Linked DNA regions of Homo sapiens: all the other regions are linked to region 1. Evidence: chromatin loops called from intact Hi-C (ENCODE). Cell type or tissue: GM12878. All regions are shown on one strand.

Region 1 (8,000 bases):
TATACTTATGTGATGAATCACATATATTGATCTGAGTATGTTGAACCAACCTTTCATTCTGGGGATGAAGCCTGCTTGATTGTAGTAGATTAGCTTTTTAATGTGATGCAGGGTTCAGTTTGAAAGTATTTTGTTGATGATTTTTGCACTGATGTTCATCAAGGATATTGGCATGAAGTTTTCTTTTTTCTGTTGTGTCTCTGCCAGGTGTGGTATCAGGATGATGCTGGCCTCATAGGATGAGTTGGGAATGGATCTCTCCTTCTCAATTTTTTGGAGTAGCTTTAGTAAGAATGGTAACAGCTCTTCTTTGTACATCTGGTAAAATTCATCTCTGAATCCATCAGGTCCTGGGCTTTTTCCTTCTTTTTTTCTTTTTTTTTAGTAGACTTTTACTGATTTAATTTCAGAGCTCATTATTGGTCTGTTCAGGTTATTGATTTATTCCTGGTTCAGTCTTGGGAGGCTGTGTTTCCAGGAACTTATTCTACTATTTTGGTCTTCTAGTTTGTGTGTAAGAGGTATTTCTATTTGTTTTTGATTATTATTTTTTATTTCTCTGGCGTCGGTAGTAACATTCTCTTTGGTATTTCTAATTATGTTTATTTGGATATTCTCTCTTTTCTTCTTTTTTTGTCTGCTAGCAGTCTATCTTATTAAGTTTTTCAAAAAACGAACTTGAGATTTGTTGATCTTTTGAATTGTATTTGTGTGTTGATTTCCTTCAGTTCAGCTCTAATTTTGGTTATTTCTTGTCTTCTGCTAGCTTTGGAGTTCATTTGTTCTTGCTTCTCTAATTATTTCAGTTGTGATGTTAAGTTGTTAATTGGAGATTTTTCTAAGTTTTTGATGTGGGCATTTAGTGCCATAAAATTTCTTATTAACGTTCCCTTAGCTGTGAACAAGATTGTTGTTGTATCCCTTGTTCTCATTAGCTTCTAATAACTTCTACATGTTGTATCTTTATTCTCATTAGTTTCAAATAACTTCTTCATTTCTGCCTTAATTTTATTATTCACCAAAAGTCATTCAGGAGTATGATGTTTAATTTCCATGTAATTGCATGGTTTTGAATGATTTTCTTAGTCTTGACCTCTATTTTTACTGTGCTGTGGTCTGAGTGTGTTTGGCATGATTTAGGTTCTTTTGCATTTGCTGAGAAATGTATTATGTTCAATTATGTGGTCGATTTGAAAGTATGTGTCATGTTGCGATGAGAAGAACATATATTTTGTTAGTTTTGGGTTGAGAGTTCTGGAGAGGTCTATCAGATCCATTTGGTTCAATGTTGAGTTCAGGTCCAGAATATCTTTGTTAATTTTCAGTCTCAATGATCTATCTAATACTGTCTGTCAGTGGAGTGTTGAAGTCTCCCACCATTATTGTATGGAAGTCTATGTCTCTTTGTGGGTCTGTAAGAACTTTTTTAATCAATCTGGGTGCTTTCGTGCTGAGTACATATATATTTAGGATAGTTAGTTCTTCCTGTTGAATTTATTCCCTTACCATTATGCATCTCCCTTCCTTTGTCTTTTTTTTTTTTAATCTCTGTTGATTTGAAATCTGTTTTGTCTGAAATTAGGATGGCAGCCTCTGCTTTTTTTCTGTTTTCATTTGCTTGGTGGATTTTTCTCCGTCCCTTTAGTTTTAGCCTATAGGTGTCATTATGTGTGAAATGGGTCTCTGGAAGACAGCTTACCATTGGGTCTTGCATTTTATCCAGGCTGCCACTGTGTGCCTTTTAAGTGGTACATTTAGCCCATATACATTCAAGGTTAGTATTGATATGTGTGGATTTGATCCTGTCATTGTGTTGTTAGCTGGTTATTTTGCTGGCTTCTTTGTGTGGTTGCTTTATTGTGTCATTGGTCTGTGTATTTAACTGTGTTTCTTTACCATCTATTAGCAGTCTGTCCTCTCCATATTTAGTGCACCTTTCAAAATCTCTTCTAAGTCAGGTCTGGTGGTAACAAACTCCCTCAACATTTGCTTATCTGAAAAGGATCTTATTTCTCCTTTGCTTAGGAAGCTTAGTTTGACTGGATATAAAATTTTTTGTTGAAGATTTTTTCTTTTAAGAATGTTGAATGCAGAACCCTGATCTCTTCTCGCTTCTAGCTTGTGAGGTTTCAGCAGAGAGATCTGCTGTTAACCTGATGCGGCTCCCCTTGTAGGTGACCTGACCTTTCTCTCTAGCTACCTTTAACATTCTTTCTTTCATTTAACCTTGGAACATCTGACAAATATGTGTCTTGTGGATGAACTTCTTATGTAGAATCTTGCAAAAGTTCTCTACATTTTCCAAAGTTGACTGTTGGCATCTCTAGAAAGGTTGGGAAATCTTTCATGGACGACATCCTAAAATATGTTTTCCAAGTTGTGTGCTTTCTACCCTCCCCGACCCTTTCAGGGATGCCAGTTATTTGTTTATTTGGCCTCTTTTCATAGTCCCATACTTTTAATAAATTTCGTTCATTTATTTTCATTCTTTTTTCTTTGTTTTTGTCTGACTGTCATATTTCAGAGAGCCAGTCTTCAAGTTCTGGTATTCTTTCCTCAGCTTGGTTTATTTTGCTGTTAATACTTGTTTTTGAATTGTGAAATTCTTGTGTTATTCAACTCTGTCAGATATGCTAGGTTCTTTTTTATACCAGCTGTTTCATCCTTTAACTCCTGTATTATTGCATTGTGATTCTTAGTTTCCTTGGATTACGTTTTGCCATTATCTTGAATCTTGATCATCTTTGCTCCAATTCATAGTTTGAATTCTATTTCTGTCACTTCAGACAGCTCAGCTTGGCTCAGAACTCTTGTTGGAGAACTGGCATGGTCATTTGGAGGACATATGACACTATGGCCATTTGAGTTACCAAAGTTTTGTGTTGGTTCTTTCTCATCTCTTCATGTGAGTGTTCCTTTAACTGCAGTTTAGACTGAGTACAGACAATATACTTCTTTTCTGAATGTTTTCACAGGGCCAAGGTTTTGTGCAGGGTCTTTATTTGAAGCTGAATTCTTGTCTTTGGTTTCAGAAGGGGGTATATTAATGAGATATTTTTGGTGTTGAGAAGCTTTGGGGTCTGATCCACTAGGTGGCGCTTAGGCACATTAGTCAGTTGGTAGACTCTTGCTTGGCTGTGGAGCTCTCTTATGTTTTCTAACAGTTGCAGCCAGGTTCTCGCTCAATGCTCTGAAAGTGTGAGCCGCCCTCCCCGTTGAGTTCTGGCTGTATATCGCAGCTTGGCACTCCTTGGCTGCCCATTGCAGCTCTGGGGCAATCTCAGTGTTTATGTTTCCTTCTCAACTTGGAGGCAGCAGAGGCAGGGACCTTAGTAGTGGTTGTGGGCAATGGTCTCTTGCTTGTTTCTTGGGGGCTCTACCTCAGAGAAATGCAAGTCAGCAATTTCTCAGTGCAGTCCAGAAGAGAAGGTCTGTGTGGGCCCAAGCCAGGAGTTCCATGTGTAGTGATGATCAGGATGGTGGGCAGGGGGAGGGGTAGGACCCATTAGAGACAGACTGGCCTTCTCTCCTTGGGTCCACTGCAGCTAGTTGGGGGTATGGATAAAGCACTTAGAGTCTTTGCTGCTTTGTTACTCCGAGGGTAGCAAATGCAGTCCCACTGCAATTGCAGTGGCAGAGAAGCTTTTAGTTGCCTCTAGGGGCTCTGTCCTGGGAGCTGCAGAGCTGCTACTGGCTCAATAGCTCTGACAAGGAATGACTGGAGGCCCAGGCCTGGAGGACCTGCCCAGTGAGAATATGTAGGAACAGGAACCCACATAACAGTCTGACCAATTTTCCACAGGGCTGCTGTGGTATGCTGGGGGCCTGCTCCAGTCCCTAATCACTTCAGATTTTCAAGTACCTAGAGATATCAACAGTGAAGACTTTGAAATAGTAAAAATGGCAGCCTGCCCCTCCTTTTGGGAGCTCCATCCCAGCAAGGTATGAACCTGTTGCCAGACTAAACACACCTGTCGAAGGTGGTTGAAGACCCCACCCAGTTAGGTCAGGTTAGGTGATCCCACCCAGTGAGGAGAAACAGGATCAGGGACCTGCTTTAAAAAGCACTGTAGCTGTGTTCTCATAGAGCAGTTGTGCTGTGCTGAGGGTTCACTTCAGCCCCTGGTCACCTTGGACACTCCAATGCCCAAAGGCCAGAATGGCTAAGTCCCCCAAACAGCAAAGATAGCAGCCTGCCCCTTTCTCTGGGACTTCCATCCCAGGGTGGTTTGAAACCTCTGTTGGCTAGAGACCACCGGTGAGGGTAGCTGGAGACTCTACTTGGGAGGTTTCACCCAGGAGGAGAAATAAGATTGGGAACATGCTTTAAAAAGCAGTCTGGTGACTTTTTCATACAGCAGCTGTGCTAGGATAGGGCCCACTCTAGCCCCAGGTCAGCTTAGACTCTCCAACGTTTGAAGGCTGAGACAGCTAAGTCAGCCAAACAGCAAATACAGTGGCTTACCCCCTCCCCCAGGGAACTCCATCTCAGGGAGGTGCAATGATGCTACTCGGGGCTGGCTGAATTTCAAACCAGTGGGTTTTATCTTGTGAGGTGCCATGGAATCAGGGCCTGCAGACTGTCGCTGCTCAGTCCCCTGGTTTTAGCCCTTTTCGTAGGGTTATGTATGGAGGTCTAACTTCCCACTTTGCCAGATTTTGCAGGTACTTTTGCTGGAAATCCCCAAAAAACTGAGTGTCTGAGGCTGCCCAGTCTCTGTGTATGTGTGTGTGCCTGAGCAGCTGCTCTGCTGAGACTGCAGGTAGCTGTGTGTGTCAGACTGAAAGCCCTGGTGGAATGGGTTCACAAGGGGATCTCCTGATCCTAGGGTTGCAAGGATCCATGGGAGAAGCATGGATTCCTGAAGTTGCACATTCACTCACTGCTTCTCTGGGTGGGGGAGGTTCCCCTGGTTCCATGCTGCTCCCAAGTGGGTCGTTATCCTGATTTTCTTCATTCTCCATGGGTTGAATTGCTTCCTTGATTAGTCCCAATGACTACTATATTGGGACTAATTTCCATTGAAGGTGCTATATTGACTCGCTGTTGAAGGTTCTATATTGACTCGCTCCTTTCGTTCCTCTCTATGAGAGCCACTAGCAGCTTCTCGTTGGTCATCTTGGGGACCTTCCATTGATTTTTATTAATATCTGCAATATATTGAGACTTGCATTCTAATACCAAGCCTAGACTTTAGTAGCACTTTAATAGTGCATGAACTTCAGGAAATTTCTATCTGTTCCCAAAGTTGAAAAATGGAATTTAACAACATTGCCCATTGTAGTGTAGAGACCTCACATGCATGCATGCACACACAAACATGCACACATACACACACACACACACATACATATTTAACCATTTTTTTTTCATTTTTTGGACAATGTTGTTAAACTGAGACATATTTACATTTTGGGGAGTTTATTTCAGTATTCAGTGATTCATAAATTGGGCAACATCAGACTGCAAGTGGTTTAGCACTTTGCTGGGGAAGAAGGTGGCAAGAGACAGACTTTTATAAGGTTTTCATGGAAGCAAGATAAATAAAACATGTTTGCTTAGCGTAGAAAATATCTAGTTAGGGTTTAATTGGAAGCTTGTGAGTGATAAAGTCTCTAGTTTTATTTTACTCTTTAGGCCATCTCAGCCTTAATAACCGAATATACATGTATTTTTAACAATGGTAAAACATGCTTTTGAATTATAAATTTTTAAAATTGGCTTAAAATGTATGTACTCATGTCCAATCATGATGGAGTTACATGTATTGGACTAAGTCTTCCAAAGAAAACAACTATAAAATTTGCATAACATGCATTAATACAAAACCATTATTTAAAGGCATTAAGAAAAAAGTACCATAGGTAGGACTTGAATGGAACCATAGCAGCAAATAACAGAAGATGAAAAATTTTAGTAGAGACCTAAAATCCTATGAAAGAGGTTAAGTAGGAGTTCTAAAAAAAAATCAATGTAATATAACTAAGATTAAGAATTTAAAAACTGGGTGTAGTAGTGAATTAGATACATCAGAATAGAGATTTATAAAACTGGAAGACAATTCAATACAGAAATATTTACACTTAAGTACAGAGAAAAGGAGAAAAAAGATAAAAATATAAGAACCAGCATAGGGAACATTAGACAACTGTGATACATTTATTTAGAGTTATAGTAAGAGAGGAGACAGATTGGGACAAAAACATAATTCAAAAATAATGATGGAGAATTTTATGATGAATTAAAATCTTCCAACCACATATTTAAGAAGTTTTATCAACACCAAGCGGAATGGAAACAAACTGAAGACACAACTGCTAAAAATTGGAGACAAAAATAAAAGTTTATAAACAGTCATTGAGTAACTGGGGTAAGGAATGGTGGTAAGACTTGAGAAGGAGCAACTTATGAGTTAACAGGAATTATAAAAAATAGAAAACAATAAAATGGCACAATTAAGTTTTCAAAAGGAAAACCAATCCAGATTTCAAAACTCATCATAAATATCATTCAAATGTAAAGATATATACCTATAAAGAAAAATATCTGATAGAATTTGTCACCAGCAATTTTTCAGACAAGAGTAAATTTGATGTAAATTAATAAGCCAAGCAAACATCGTATATTCTATAGGTTAGCCAATAAAAGTGTAGGATAATAATATGTAACTTAAAAATACTGTATATCTCTTAATTCTCTCTCTTAGATATCTTTTGTAATTTCAGAATCTACCTATTATACCTTGATTTATTTTCCTGTTTTTTTATATTACATTTTCCTGTGTTCTGTTTTCTGGCTATTTACCTGCTCTGTTTTAGTCACAAGTTTATTTCTAAGATTTGTCTACTTTGTTCTGCAGTTCATCCAATTAAATAAAATTTTCTTGTTTAAGTATGCAATTTAAGGAGTTTTGCAAAGTTATACACCTATGTTATTGGTGACACAAACAACATATAGAATATTTCCATCAATCTAAAAATTTTTGTTTTATTACTGATTAGTTCATTTCTCTCATTCTGCTTCTAAGTACACTCAACTAACAATCTTTTTGTCACTATAGACTATATATTTTATTTTTAGAGTTTTGAATAAATAGAATCATACACTAAATAATTGTATAAGGTTTATTTCTCTTAGCATGATGCCTCTGGGGTTCTTCTATGTTGTGAACATTAGTATTTATTTCCTTTTTAAGATGAAATTTATTTAGTATATGATTACAACACAAATTATTTGTCCAAATATTCTGTCAATAGGTATTTAGATTGTTTTCAATTTGGGGCTGTCATTAATAAAACTGCTGTGCACGTGTCAAAGCTTTTGTGGAGACATGTTTTCTTTCAACTATTTAGTAATACAATTGCTAAGTCATATGGTAAATAAGTGTTCTATTTTCTGAAGTACTGCCAAAGTTGAGAGTGAAAGTGGACAGTCATTAGTATGCAGTATCACTTTTTTGCTGCCAATGTTGTCTGTTCCTGCACTGACATCTACCACTTTTGGAAAAATGGCAAACATGAAGCATGGTATACAGCATGTCTATAAACATACTGGGATGTGGTATTATGCTTCAAGCCAATTCTAATTCATTCTTATCTTTTAATTATTTCTTAGAATTCATAGTGAAATAAAATATTTATTTTAGCTGTTATATTTTTTTGAATTTGTATTTTATAATTAATGTCATTTCAAAGATGTAGTACAGGAATCTATAACACCTATTAAGTCTCTATCATATATAACCTAGTTAATTTTACTGACACACACAAAAAAATCTATGGAATAACTAACCATATAATTTAATGCAAAACACTGTAATGGTTAAACTGTTTTAAAACATTATACTAATACATTAAGTAAAGTTGTAAATATTTATATGGAGACTAGCATATTCTCTTTATTGGCATATTTAAATTATTTTACAATAAAGGGGCATTATAAAAATGTAGAAGATTGTATATCTTCATATTAAAGAAATGTTTATAACTTATATGTATTA
Region 2 (8,000 bases), 760 kb after region 1:
TGTACTGAAGATTAAAATATTTAATAACTTCATTAATAATTTTCTTTTATTTTTTTAACATCTGAAGCAGATGTAGTTTACTTTCTCTTTTTCATTTCCATCAGTTATGTTTGCTTTATCTTGTTTTATCTTCATGTCAGCAGAGGTTTGTCAAATTGATTAGCTGTTTTAAAAAAATCAGCTTCTTGCTTTATTTTTCTCTCTATTGTATTTCTTATCTGAATATCTGAATGTGTTCTGCTCATCTTTATTGTTTCTTTCCTTCTACCATCTTTTTATTGTTTTATTGCTTTTTCTAGCTTTTTAAGATGACCGCTTACATTATTAGCTTATTAATTTTCAGACTTTTTCAGGTACATGCTTCTAAAACTCTTAAATGTATTTTACTCATATCTTATTTATAATTGTTTTTAATTATGTTTCTTAAATTTTAAATACAGGAGCATTTTCTAGTTATTTTGTTATTAGTTGCTGGGTACATGGCATTACAGTCATAGTGCATATGCTCCATGTGATTTTTAGCTCTTTAAAATTTGTTGAGACTCCATTTGGGGCTTGGAATGATTTATTTTTGTAAATATTCCCAAATTCCCTAATATTTTACAGGTCTTGAGAATCATATTTTGCATATGTCTTTTAGACCAAATTTGTTAGTCATATTATTTAGGTCTTCTTTATTTTTTTTTTATTTTTTGAGACGGAGTCTTGCTCTGTCACCCAGGCTGGAGTGCAGTGGCGCTATCTCAGCTCACTACAAGCTCTGCCTCCCGGATTCACGCCATTCTCCTGCCTCAGCCTCTAGAGTAGCTGGGACTACAGGCACCCGCCACCACGCCCAGCTAACTTTTTGTATTTTTAGTAGAGATGGGGTTTCACCGTGTTAGCCAGGATAGTCTCGATCTCCTGACCTCATGATCTGCCCACCTTGGCCTCCCAAAATGCTGAGATTACAGGCATGAGCCACCGCTCTAATGTTCTATCCAATTTATTATAAAATTATTCTTGAGAAATGGTATGAATTCTTACTCTGTGATTGGGAATTTATAAATGTTTTATTGTAGTTCTGACTATTTTTGCTTTGTAAATTTGAGGCCACGATATTGGATGCATACACATTTAAATTTTAATGTCTCCCTGGTGAATTGAACTTTCTATCATCACAAAATAATTTCTGCATATCTTTTTCATGATTACTTTCACCCATTATTTTATATCCATTGTAAACAGCATATACTTGGATTTTTTCAGTCAATCTGCAAATTTTTGTTTTTGAAAGATAATTTAGTTAATTTACTTTTAACGTGATTACTAACCTAAACAGACCTATTTATTTTGTGTTTTCTACTAGTCTTATGTGCTGTAGGTTTCTACTAAATTTTTTTAATTGAATATTTTTCTCTTATTTTATTTTTTCTCCACTACTAGTTTTGATGTTGAAGAATATGCATAGATAGGTATATTCTTTATTGGTTTCACTAGAAACTACAATATACACCCTTAACTTACCAATATGCAAAGTTAACTGATACTATGACCTTTGCAGAAAATACAGCATTTCTAGAACATTTTACTCCATTTATTCCCTTAGTACTTTTATACTATTGTTCTTATTTATTTCAATTATTTGGTTTTGATTTTAATCCCTCAGGATTTTATTATTACCGTATTCTATACTCACGTTCATTTAGACTAACTGACATTTTATCATTTTTTAACTTCACTTATATCCAGCAACTTGAACATGCTTCTTACGTTTGAGAAATTCGTGATTATATGAGTTTCCCCCTCATTTACAGATATCAAATAATTGTTTTCCAGCCTCCCTCACAGCCAAGTCATGGGCATGCCTACTGAAAGCAGCTATTCTGAAATACCTCTGGCTGACTTTGAATCAGAAGCTAGTGAATGAGGGAATAAGTGGGTGCAGAAAAAAAATTCCTTTTAGGTTGGGGGTCTTCACCTACATCCATAGTTTAAGGGCACCAATAGCAGTGGCACTTGAAGAACTCCCAGATCCCAGTATTGCCCAGGCTGGTCGTGCAATATTTGCTCTATGGCTACTTTTCAAACTGGACTTTTCTGATATTTGTGTGTGTGTTTACATGCCCTTAACCATAACTTCAGTAGAGTAATGTTACTAAACCTAATTAAGGACTATTTTTTGAATTACATGTAATCATCTCGATGTTTGCATTCCAGTTATATAGTTTGCATCTTATATTATAGTGTTATTTAGTACTCATTTATGACAAATTCAGTGATAGTTACCAAAGGTTTGTTAGTACCAAAAAATACTTTAACAAATTTTAATCACTTATTTAGGGAAAGCAACTTTGGAAAGGATTTCAAAACATGAATAAAAATAAAATCTATTATATATATGTGCATTTTACTCAGAATGATTAATCTGAGTATACTTCATTGCAAGCACAACCTCCTAATGATACGTTATCTTTCAAATTAGCTACAAAACAACTGCATATGAACATGTATTTTCACAAATTCTCATGTAAATGATAAATTATAATGGAACCACATAATGTGACAACTTTAAAATATAACTATGAACAATAGAAGTTGGTATCCAGAAAGCCTAATTTACAAATAAATTATAATGCCATTCTAAGTGGAAATTGTAGCCACAATTTTAAGTTATTTCAAATATAGCTCTTGTGTTTTTTCTTTCTACCTCACAATTGAGAAGAAGAGTAGATGGAGAAATAATCTAAACCATGGTGTACACATTTGTCTTTTGTATATAAGTTGTTCATATTGTTCATTTTATGTTGATTTTGGATTCTTAAAAAATAAATGATTAATCCTTTGAGCAGATTCAAATATTTAGAAATTTTGTCATTTCTTGTAAATGAAATTATTACACACACGTTTGCATAACAGAGAAATATAAAATGAAAAAGCAAATTTATTTTGCCAAAACAAATGCATATTATTGTATATACTTAAAATAAAATAAATATGATACTGGACAAATGTTAATTTGAAACCAAGATGTATCAAAATTTGTTTTAGATATATATGAATTGTAGATATTGTACCTCTCTTCCTTTCAGAAAAAGATTTAGACCTTAAAAGTTCACAAAAATTAGCAGAATATTAAACAGAGGTGATGTTTTATTTTTTCTTCTTTTGTGCACAACAGTAACAAAAAGATGTATATTGAAAAACAGAAATAAAACTTCAGAAGCAGGGAACCATACAAGCAATATAAAAATGGCTGTTCATTACAATGTGAAGAAGAGAATTGATTAAAATGTATTTGGTGTGTAATTGTGGCAAAATTAGTATTTTAACATTGAGTCACTGATCTTTCGCTGATGTCAACAGCACGATGCTCATCCTGAGAGCCCAGTTACCTATACTCCCTGGACTTATCTAGTTAACACTTTCTTTAGTTTAGTAACCTGTCAATGGAGAACAGGTGCTGTTGGCCTATTTTTGCAATAAAAGCAAGAGTATATTGCCCTCTAGTGTTGAAAAAGTTAGGAGACCAAAAGAGTGTTCAGAAATACCCATTAAAAAAATCAAATTTTTTATTTTCTCCTTTCACATAAACGTGATATACCGATAGACAGGTTATTATTTCCTAATTCTAGAAAAAAATATCAAATATAATTAACAAATCTGTTTTATGGCCTGTTATAAAAAAAGGTGACTGGATTGAGAATAAATTATTTCATTTTATTATGTTATCTTTCTGTAATTTAATTAGATCCTTTTTCACTTTAGTTTTGGCTGAGTATTTTACAACTTTAGGAAATATTCATTCCTTATAATAAATTATCTTCTATCATTATTTTGGATTTTTAAAAAATAAAAATTAGGTGTAAATATCATTTTTTAAAAATGTTTTAAAGTCAAGAACATAACTCTGTAGAATAGGTTATTCTATTGGTAGAGGTACTTTATAGGTCCTTTATAGCTGTGTTTTGTGCCTAGTAAAAATATATATTTCCTTCTCTGAAATACAAGAGAAAGGATTGAGTAGTAAAAAATTCATTAGAAAAAGTCTTCTAAAAATAACATAAAAAATTAATGATTGAGGTAGAAATGATATATTTATCATTGTATTTAAAAATAATCAGCTGAGACTTTTAAATAATACTGCAATAATACTGCATGTTACACTTAAAGTTGGTGAAGATGGTAGATCAAATTTTGTGTGCTTACCAAAATATAAAAATAAAATTAATATAAATAAATAGATAAATTCTGTGGGGACATATACCAATATTAATATAATCCAGATTTCTCCAGACCTACATATCCTGTGACTACAAATGGGGTCTGGTTGATAATCAGTAAACTTAGAGATAATTTGGTGCAATTGGTTTTCCAATTTTCAAAACTTTAGGCTTGATTCTGAGATCATTGTTCCAATAAAAAACTATTAAAACATTATAACATTGAACGTCAATTTAACTGACTTACTCAAGATTGTTACTAATCTACTGTGTGTCTAATTTAGTATTGGGTTATGCTTGAAGGAAAATAAACTAAGTAGCTTATTGTGAAAAGAGAAGCTTTTTATATAGATTAGGCTATTGAAAATGTACCCACAGTCTTCTGGGGAAGACACATAAACCAGTTATGTAAAAATGCAAAGGTATTATAAAAAAGATAAGGACAATATATTCTTCAGAGATTTAGAGGAAGAAAGACTACCAGAGACAGGCATGAATAGGAAAGGCTTGTTATTCATAAGATTATAGAATTTTATAGTTTGAAGCAAACTTACAGTTATGAAACTCACCCATTTAAAAGATCCTACATTTTTGTGCTTTTATACAGCTAGTATATGATTCTTGAAAAAAATGAAATAATATAGAAAATACAAAACAGAGACGATCAATATTTTGTTGAGCATCCTTCCAAATCTTCCCTGATGAGTGTATACATGGAAATAGAAATATAAACCATTTTATATCCTTCATTTAGAAAATGAAGAAACTGAAGTTCAGACTCCTTCCATCCACCACCTTTCCCAACAAGTGTCTGGAGAAAAGATCATTTGAGTTGTACCTTGGGGTAGAGAAAGAAGGTGAATATATTCAAGACATAAATATGGTTATTGTTGTTTTGGCATAATTGTTTTGTGCATTAAATAGCAGGAAGTTTACAAAATGCAGAAGATTCAATTCTAAATAAATCACAGTTCCTGCCTTGGTGGAAATCCATGAATAATTACTCATTTAAAATGTCTGTGTTATAGGCTGTACTATGACAGCATTGTGGAGACAGACACACTCACTAAACTAACTTCTGTAATGCCAGGGGTGACTTTTTTGAGGTAGTTTTATCCAAGCTGAATCTTTCTAAAAATGAATAAGAACTGATTAGACTTAAAGATAAAAGAGATAACCTGGGTCATTCCAGAACTGTAAATGGTTCAACACATAAAGTGCAGGAATAACAAGATGAAACAATTTATAAGAGTAAACTCTCAAAAAGCTTGACTCTGAAGCTAAAGAGAAAAATTAGGGCAGTTGCTTGGATTGGGGGCGGGAGTGGGGGTGAGAGTGACAGAAAATGTTATGAACATGGGCATGAGCTAAACTTCTTAACAAAATGATACCTGGAGTCTCCAACTAAAATAAACACAGAACCCAGAAACTAGGAAAGGTGAGGAAGTGGTAGGGACTGAAGCCATTCAGATACCTGAAGATTATAATTACAAATGAAACATTTAGAAGGTGTTTATGGTCTACAGATGAAACATTTAGATGCTGTTTATGGTCAATTACTAACAAAGCATTATACCAGTTTTTTAAAGTCCCTAGAAGAGAGAGGCTGAAGTTCTAGAAAATAGGTGGAGGCAAAAAAAAAAAAATTAACTTTAGAAGAGATATACATTATCTATGGAATCAGGAGGCAGATAAGGACAGTGAGAATTTTTCAGTTTGGGAAACATTAGTGGGAGGGAGTCAGCTTGGCTCCCTGCATAATTTTGAGCCAGTTCAACCTTCACTTTCTGTTTTTTTTGTAAAGTAGAAGATTGTGGAGCTAGGGAGAGGGACCATGTGGCTTAGAAAGTTATTGAAATCATCAAAATAGTATAAGTTGGGGAAATAGAAATAAAATAATGATGTATATTTCAAAGATGTCTCAATCACATTTCCCCTTTTATTATAACTATCATAATCTAAGTGTAAAAATAAGATAAAAATTATATTTTAAACTGTAAAAACACATTATACAGAAAAATATAGAAAGAAATAAGAATTTGTTAATGTTCATTTTATTTTTAATATTATGGGTTTTCAAAATTTATAATACTTTCAAGTATAAAATATACATAAATTTTGTTAAGAAAAAAAGCAGTTGAGTTTCTAAAACATTTTCACATCATCCTTGCTGATAAGTTACAGAAAAAAAGTTTACTTTTGAATGAAAATGGCTAATAATATTACATCTAAACAGGAAAGCATATCATGATATTATATATGATATTATATTTCCTCAGTCATCCTTTGTAGCTTCCATATAAATTGTTTATATGGAGTGAAAAAAAATCAAGATAGGAAATCGCAACATTGTTACATAGATTAGCAGATTAATGCCAACACTTTTCACATGAACTCCATTAGCATAAGCTTAAGTCAGTAACTTTAAAACCATCCACTGTCAAGGAAAAATATAAGAAAAGAAAAAAATTCTAGAGAAGAAGGGGAAATAGGAAAGGGAAGAAACAGAGAACAGATTAAAACAAAATAATTTAGATGTTTTTGCTGGTAATAAGAGAAATACTTGAATTTGCAGATGTACCTGGCAAATAGGCTCTTGATAAATGTTAATACATATATTTGCTGAATGGATGTCAGATAAATGCCTTGGCTTCTTACATAAAAGAGAAAAATAGGAGCAAATCCATGATTGAACTGAATTTTAGATAGCCTGTCTGGTTTCAGTTTGATTATAAATGTCCCATTGTAAATATTACCTCCAAATCTATACAAAATGAGACAGAGTCACAGATTTATCCCAAAGTCATCCTAAGTAAGGTCCTGAGGAAACTTTCTGAATGTCAGAAACCCTGGGGCAGATCTAAGCATTCAAAAATTGTTTAATCCTGTTTAATTCTGGTCCACACATTCTGGGCATTTGATTATTATTTTAGTAGTATAAGGGTAAAATTCAGTGATGAAATCTTAGCTATAAATATAAATACAAAGTTCCAAGCAGTGATTACCAGACCTCTCAACTTGGCCACGGATAGCATTTCTACTACTCTATCTAAATCTTATATGGCAAAGCAGAAGAAATATCCACATAAAAGTTTCTTTATTTGCAAAATCCCCATGTTTTTCTAATAAGCAAGATGAATGCATAGAAATTTGCAGTTGCTTTTAATAAATTAGACTCTTTATTTTTAAAAAATCATGTCCTTTCTTTGCTTTAGAAAATAAGAACTAAGAAAATGGTGAATAGGCACTATACATATTTCTGCAGGAAATGGTGATAAAAGAAACCGCCTGACATTTACTCTTCTATTTACTGAGTTGACTTCATAATCTTTTGAAGTATGAATGTAGCTGATAGCTCAGAGCTATGAACCTAGTATAATATTATGTTACAATATAATATTATGGTAGTAATGTTATCATTATGTTTGAAATGACACTTTTAGGAGTTTGTACTGGTAAAAATGCACACTTTGGGGACTAAAATAAATTTATATTATGTCACTGAAATCAAGAATATATGAAGTGTATGGAAGTTAGGTGATATCAACTGGTTATTTATGGGTATAGAAAAGATCATTTCTGCAGAAAATTATAAACTGGGCATACTACCTCGATTTTGATTAAATATAACAATTACTCATTACTTTGTACCTCTATTTTGAAAAATTTATGATTTATGTAGCAGTGGTTGCTACTGAAAATAATATCATAATATTTTTTGGCCTGGAAGCTGAAAGGAATTCCATGGGACCAACCATGTGATATCAACCATTTCATAGTCTCAACTACTATTTAATC
Region 3 (8,000 bases), 310 kb after region 1:
AACAATGGCATTCATTATTTATATGTGTCTATGTGGATATATGCATGGATATTTAGGTACAGTTATGAATATAAGTATGACTACAGATCCATATATGGCAAACAAGGTATTAATCTGTGGATATAAAAACCTCAGGATGATCCAAAGCTATCATATTTTACAACCGCAGGCATATATTTACCTAAGTTCATGGTACCTTCTGAAATTATTCTATAGCTTTATCCCATCAGGAATACACTCCAGCACTCTCTACGTTTTCTGTCTCACCTACAGAAAAAAAAAAAAAGGCTAGGGAACACTTGTGCAGGTTACAACCCAGGGAAACTGGCCCCCTAACAGACGCAGATTTAATCATAAAATTATAGAATGCTGCCTCTATAATAACAGTGGATTATAGTTGAAATAGCTGCAAGACACAGTCCACCTTTTATAAGTGTATATAAGGAATCCAAAAGTCAAGAGTGAAGGCATAAACAAGGATTCTGAAGGATGTTGAAGCCTCCGATACCTATAACCAAAATAAACATTTATTACAGAACAAATCCTATCCAGATTAACATGAATTCTCATAACAAAGACCTATTTACCCTGCTTCCATTTGCTCATTTGCCATGTCTGGTGTTCAAAAAACATTTTATTAAATGCCAAAAGGCAAAAAAAAAAAAACCCTCTGAAAAGACAAAGAACTAATCATAACTAACCTCATATATGACACAGATATTATAATTAACAGACAAGATAGGTAAAAAAAAAACCTGACTCCTGTCAAAAGCCTAAATGGAAAAGTCAATTAATATGCCAGAATAGATAGATAATATAAGCAGAAAGATGGAATCTCCAAGATAGAATCAAAAGCAAATGCTGGAAATCACAAACACTGAAGCAGGACCTAAGAATGCCTTTGATGTACTTACCAGTTGACATAATATGGCCAAGAAAAGCCATGTCAATAGAAACTTAACTGTTTCTATTTCCCAAACTGAAATGAAAGAAAAAAAAGAATACAATATCGAAGACAGAACAATTATGAATGTGTAACATATGTATAATTAGATTACCAGCAGCAGAAAGGAAAAGAAGCAAAAAATCTATTTGAATAATAATGATAATTATCAACAATTAATTATAGACATCAAACTACAGATCCAGGAAGCTCAGAGGACACAAAGTAGAATTAATGCCAAACCCTCTACATCTAGGTGTATCATATTTAAACTGCAGAAAACCAGAAAAGAAAATATCTTGACAGAAGTCAGATATAATTAAATCAACCTACCGTTAGAGGAATAAAAGAAATTGTCATTGTTCTACAAAACACTGTTCAATGTGAAGCACTGTCCAAAGCCCCGTTTACCTAAACATTTCACGGACAAGTGTGGGATTTCTTGAATTTAAATCTGATTCTGAGCCCCCAATACCTAGTGTAAAGGAATTCAAAAAATAAGCCTTTATTAAAATATCTTCCCTTCAGGTAGAAGGCTAACAACAAAGACATGGCTTCTGTTTTTTTCTATAGCGAACTTATGGTTGCTACTTTTGGTACTCCCAAATGACCATGGTCTGCATAAGCACTGAAAGATAAACAGCTCTACTCTTCTGTATCAGCATTCAGCAGGAGTATTTTTACTTTCTCTAGATTCTCATTAGTGGCATTTCAATCTCTTCCTCCTCTTCCAACATGCAAGCATGCCTGTGTGCAAGTGTATACACACACACACACACACAAATTTTACTAACCTACCACAGGTACTGCAACTGAACAGGTCCCTGCCAATCAGGAAACCCATCCGCACTCTCAAATCTCATCTCTCTGCATCTTGGGGAACTTCATTAAACTCAAAGCATCAGTACTTCTCAATACATCTTTTCCTCCTCTATACTTTGATGAATTATTGTCAATGAGCCAATGGCTTTTACTATATACAAGCTTGGTTGAGGATAATCTTCAGGGGTGCCATTAACTTCTTTGAGACTCTGAAACATAAAGTCCATTAATATACCTTAAGACAAATGAGGCCCAAACAATACAAAAAAAGTTTGTTCATTCTACTTATGTGTTTTTCCTGAGATTCTCCTCCAGCCACCAGAACAAAGAAATTAATACAATACAGTGTCCCATTACGTTCATATTTCCCTAGCTAGCAGAAGTATATGCTCAAAGAATATCAGGAGCTGATCAGATTGAAAGGGTTATTGACTCCAATCCTCTCATTTCATAGATGAAGAAACAAAGCCTCAAAATAGTTAAAGGACTTCTCAAGGTCACACAATAAGTTAATTCCAGAAATCTCTTGGTGAAATGCTTTTTTAAAATGTCCATTCATTTATGTTTGTAGCATATTGTTACATAAATTATTCAAAAGAGTTGGATAGTGTTTTATATAATTAAGTAATTAAGAGAAGTTAAGTCAGGGTAAAGTCTAATAATATAATAAGGTGTTTCCTTACTTAAATAGCTTATTTTTGAAAAAAACTGTGTGATTGTGATATGTCAAATTCATTTTCAGGTAGTATGTCAAAATTCATTTTCAGGGTATGTTGAGTTCATGAAAACTAAATTTCAAAGTAATTCACAAAAATTTACTTTTTTTACTTGCTTTAAAGTGGAATAGAACATAGTCTACATTTAAGTTCTGTTCAATCGGTATCAACCAAATTAACATTTCAGCAACTTTCAAATCACCCCTGGCAACTCTGGCAAAACGTGGTTTATTAGGTCAGGAACATATGCATGTATATAGTTGAGAGGTTTCACTCATATACGTGTGTGTATGTATTTATACACTTTGCTTCTTCTGAAGGAAAAAAGGGAGACTTTAAATAATTTTGAAATATAATCTCAGTGAACTTAGAGCTTGATTGACAGGTTAATAAATATTTCAATATTTAATGGATTACTGAAAAAATAGGTCATCATGATTATATAGAATTTTCTTACCTCACCTTTACTTCTAGAAACTGTTTTTCTATTTTTATCAGCACAATGTGTGGTAAATACAATAGCACAATATTAAACTTTGCAATAAATAAAATACTAATGAAACAAAATAACCTGAGTATGAAGTAGTTTGTAAAAACTAAAGTCATGAATCAAATGCAATTGGTTCAAATAACAATTAAAGGTATTGAGTCCTGTATTTAGTTGCTCAGGAAAAAAAAAAACTGTTAACGTTCCTGCCAATATCTAGTTAATAAAATTAATAGATTAATAAAGTTTGTTTAATGTTACTACCATTTCCTATTGGTTTCTTCTTTTTTCTTTTTTCTATTTACAGTTATTACATACGAAAAATTATACTGGTTTTTGAATAATTGTCTTTGTATGGTTCAAATCAGTTTCAAATCTTCCTTCTCTATACTGACTTCAGTGCAAGTAAATTACCTTAAAGTAGAAATGTCTTTTCTTAGACATAAAACCATCTAATTTAACTTATTTAACCATTAGACATTTTTATAATTTAAAATACTTTATGCAATAATTTATGCCAGAAGGTGGCACCAAAAGACTCAACTTTAAAATCCCTTTATTAATAAGTGCATTCCTTTATTCTATTTCTAAAGGCAGAAAAATAGCATTGGAAGAGTCGATTAAAATGATAAAGACAATACGTACATTTTGAGGTTGTATGGGGCACTGACCAGGAATACTTATTTTTGAGTTCAGATATAACACAGCAGTAATAATTCTAACAGTTTATGCTCATTTTACAAATTTATATGCATTTCTGAGCTTCTTAAAAATGGAAGCTTACAGATTATCAAGTGGATGTTTCTCATAACAAGAGAAAACAGCATATATTCTCTCCCAGTAAAGTATGTTTCTGATATGTGTTTTACATTTCCATCATGAAACTTAGGCCATTTTAGTTAGTTTTCTAACTTTAAAGATAGATCCAATGTCAGATTAAGGGCAAAAAATTTCCAAGCTTCATTAGTATTATCAATAATATATCATTCCTTTTCATTTGCTTTTATCTTGAGCAGTAGGTAAATTCAATAATGGGAGCTCAAGCTCCGGTATCAAAATGTGTGATTTTGAGTTCTTGTTCTGCCATATTCGTAGCTGTGTAACATTGGGAAATTTAAATAAATCTCTTACCACCTCTTACTCTCTGTGTCTCTTTCTCTGTTTAAATTTAATTTGTTAAGCTTACTTTGTGATAAGGTGGTAAAGTTGCATTAGAATTTAAATAAGATATACACATAAATTGCTTAAACAGTTCCTGGCAATTAGTAAACATTCAAACATATTTTGCATTAATAATGTTATTTTTTAAAAAGTTTTCTCTTTTGATAGTTACCTCTAAAGATTCCTTAGTCTTAAATTTCCAAATAATAAAACTCCTTGGAGTTTGGTTTAGTTGGGAATCATAAAAGGAAACATTTATCTGATGAATCATTCAGTACAAAAAATATACCAATTTTTAACTTTTTTATAAAACTGCCAGAAATATCAAGTAGTAAATATTTTACCCTATTGGTACAAAGAATGTTTTGAAAATATGTGTATCTGAGCACTTCTTTATAAAACAGAAAAGGGAAAAAATATATTGAATAAATACAATTTAGGCAATGAAAGTGCATATGAGATTTAAAAAACAAAACTATTCTGCTAAATCAGGCAAAAAAGAGCAAATTTAGTAAAAGAAGTCATACTTAATAATGAGTTAACATGCCACATGAGTAACGCTGTTACTAAATTTTATCCACACACATGTATATGACATACATATTTATATTTTGGGGTGGTAACTGATGTGTGTCTGCTATAAAACCATAGCACATTTATCTTTGGGGCACAAATACAAAAAATTGAAACTGAAAAACCAGGTGAATATGCTATAATAAGATACAAAATCTACTTCATTTCTAAATAAAATTATAGCTATTCTATGCAATGAAAATAATGTGTGCCCAATTAGTTACTTAGTCACTGTTTGCAAAACGAAGGCCTACAGAAGTAGCCAAAATGAAAACAGTCTAATTTTCTCATTGTTTTATCTCAGAAAGAATTATTTTATTTTGCCTCAATAAAAATGGATGTTAATAAAGGAGTAGATAAATGACAGGAACTACATACATTCTAACTACAAAGAACCTGAGAACAATTTCTACAGCAAAAACATAGTGATTTCTAACCTAAGGAAACTATCACCTCCTCAATCTTTCTCTCTGTTCTAGAAAATTCTAAATTCAACACATCTTTATTACTATAACATAGAAAACCAAAGGTTATAGTTGATTATTATATTACTTATAAGCCAAGTTTATAGTGTCTTCATTTTTATCCATAACACAATAGAATCTGAATTAGGCTAATCTCAAGAGGTATTTAGATTCATTTCAGATAAATATTTAAATTGGTTTTGGAAGCTTCTTGAAACTGTCACATTATTCTTCCACATTATAAATTACAGGAGGTTTGCACATGTGCACATGTAAATGTTTAGAATACACTTTCCTATACGCCTCTCAAATATTTTAAAATATTTTAATATCCTTTATAGTTTCATAAAAATCTTACTAACCTCTGCCTTTAACATTATTTTTTTACTATAAAGTAAAAATTTTCAAGCTTATTTCTTAACATCTACATTTCAGTTGGTCGTGGATGTACCTCAGTTTTAAGAAAGCAGAAAAGGCGTTGAAGATTTTTGATGAAAGGTAAACTTCTTTTCAAAGCAAGATTCACCTTACTTTTCTAAACTTGCAATGTTTGTTGGTGGTGGTAGATTCCTGGGTGCTAGCTGGATGTTTGCCATATTTTTGTTTTGTTCTGAATTTAATGCAAACAAAATGCTAACATATTACGTTAAAAATTCCAGTTTATGGAGTATTTCCTAGATACAGAGACATGTAATAAATTTTAAATCATTGAACTGATGTCAACCTTCACAACGGTTGCATTAATATAAATGTTTGATCCCATTTATCAGATAAAAACACCTGAAACTGAGAGAATGTAAACAATCTAAAGTCATAAAGATGATAAGAAGAAGTAGACAAAGAATTTATGAGCGGAATTGAGTGATATCAAATAATATATTCATAAAGCACACTACTAAAATATCTTGATCTGTTAGATATTGCTCTATTCTCTTTTCAAATATAAATTCCTGTTTATGGGTCTGATTCATGAACAAGATATTAGAATACCAGTTCTCAATACTGTTCTAAATTTAATAAGGGAGTTCAAATAATCAAAGATACTTCCTATTCATACCATAGACAAAACTAAAGGGAAGAGTAAAAACAAAAGTGCATTAAGTTATTTAGTTGAATAATCGGATATAATAACCAATTCCATTGATTATAAGTCAGACTCAAAAAGTTGCTCAACAATATAGATGCCTTATTTTCTTTTTCCATTCACTATGTATTAAAATAATTGTCTTGTTCAGGTTAAAATGAGATGTTAGTTACTATTATAAAGATATTTTATTTCTGTATCAATTGCCCTAAATGCTGCAATTTTAATGATTAAAGTTTTACCTAATTTTTGTATTTTACCAAATTTGTTAATATATAATTTACATAGGATAAACTGTTTATAAAGCATTCAATTGAAATTATACAACATTTCTATCTTCTTAAAAGCTTCCTCATATCCTTCTGCTATCTATCCTTCCTATACTATTGCATGTCAATCATAAGAAAAATAACATGATTTTAAATAGGAATGAAATATTTGCACAGTTCTCATACACATAGAATATTTCCACACTTCATACATACACTTCACATACACATAAATGATCAAAAAGCACATGGGAATATAATTATTATTATCATCAGAAAAATGCAAATTAAAAATAAAATACAACACACTATAATTGTGAAAATTAAAAAGAACTATAATAATGTTGTGGAACAAATGAAACACTTTAGCTATTTTAAAATTTGTAAATAATTAGGTATATTCCATTAGTTTTTCTCTTTATTGTTTAACATGTAAATTATTTGTTATATTTCTGCTCATATTTGTGGTACAAATGAGTCAACATTTTGTCATGTCTGTATATTGTCATTCAGAGAAAAACAGCATAAAGTCAATTATTATGTTCTACTGTTTGGTTTTGGCTTTTTATTTCAGAAAGACCATATGAACTTACATGATACAACTGAAAAAGTATATGAATGTGTATATATACATAGGTAAATAGAGAAGCATAGATAGGTATAATGAAAGATATCTTACTCTAAGGGTAAGGACATAAAGGCTAAAATATCTTCTCAATTTTTGACTACTTTTTATTTTTATGTCTCTTGATTATAAGTTTCTTTACATATTATCACACTCTTCAAATTCATTTTATACATTTTTTTAAAGTCCTCTTTCTGTCACCTATACAGACTCTTCTGCTCAACAACTCTAAGAAATAGACAAGGTGCTGTTTTTTTGTTTATTTTCATTATTTTCTAGGAAATGTTTAGGTATTTTAGTGAATTCAAGGTTTTAAGCATCACATCTGCATATATAGCTCCAACCTTACTTAAGAGCAGAGATGCACAATTCAATTGGATTGAACCAAATTCTAAACTCTAAAGCTGGCCGGGTGGGGTGGTTCACGCCTGTAATCCCAGCACTTTGGGAGGCTGAGGTAGGTGGATCACCTGAGGTCAGAAGTTTGAGACCAGCCTGGCCAACATGGTGAAATGTCTCTACTAAAAACCAAAAATTAGCCAGGCGTGGTGGCACACACCTGTAATCCCAGCCACTCAGGAGGCCGAGGCAGGAGAATTGCTTGAACATGGTAGGCATCGGTTGCAGTGAGTGGAGATCGTGCCATTGTACTCCAGCCTGGGCAACAAGAGTGAAACTCCATCTCAAAAAAAAAAAAAAAATTCTAATGCAAAATCTTCTTCTATGTTTGCTAAACAAAATTCTGATCTGCTAACTAGTATATCCTAAAAAATTAGTAAATTTATTTTTCACTTATAAAATATCAATATTTAAATTATTATTGTTATTGTGATTGTTATCAAGATTACAAACTTTA

The links. Hi-C counts contacts between places; a loop is a spot of excess contacts. Peaks named below come from ENCODE experiments on the same cell type or tissue, not always from the same donor. Only the 100,000 strongest peaks of a DNase experiment are listed, where the experiment ranks them.
Region 2: a loop joins it to region 1, with 8 times the contacts of the local background. A loop is called at or near these places in 13 of 110 quality-filtered maps.
Region 3: it touches region 1 in a loop (4-fold over the local background); 4 of 110 quality-filtered maps call a loop at or near these places.

The regions. Positions count from the first base shown.
Region 1 is chr4:115,847,770-115,855,769 of GRCh38, reverse strand. No RefSeq gene overlaps it. Among named protein-coding and RNA genes, the nearest start is that of MIR1973, 450 kb to the left of the region's middle. In GM12878, a CTCF peak has its summit at 3,093 (motif pointing right); DNase peaks (open chromatin) are centred at 3,139 and 4,709; H3K27ac peaks cover 528 bases.
Region 2 is chr4:115,086,169-115,094,168 of GRCh38, reverse strand. The region is part of intron 1 of NDST4 (N-deacetylase and N-sulfotransferase 4); the gene reads left to right. Among named protein-coding and RNA genes, the nearest start is that of NDST4, 23 kb to the left of the region's middle. In GM12878, a CTCF peak has its summit at 3,487 (motif pointing left); a DNase peak (open chromatin) is centred at 3,417.
Region 3 is chr4:115,533,098-115,541,097 of GRCh38, reverse strand. No RefSeq gene overlaps it. Among named protein-coding and RNA genes, the nearest start is that of NDST4, 420 kb to the right of the region's middle. In GM12878, no CTCF peak of the experiment used is centred here; no DNase peak of the experiment used is centred here.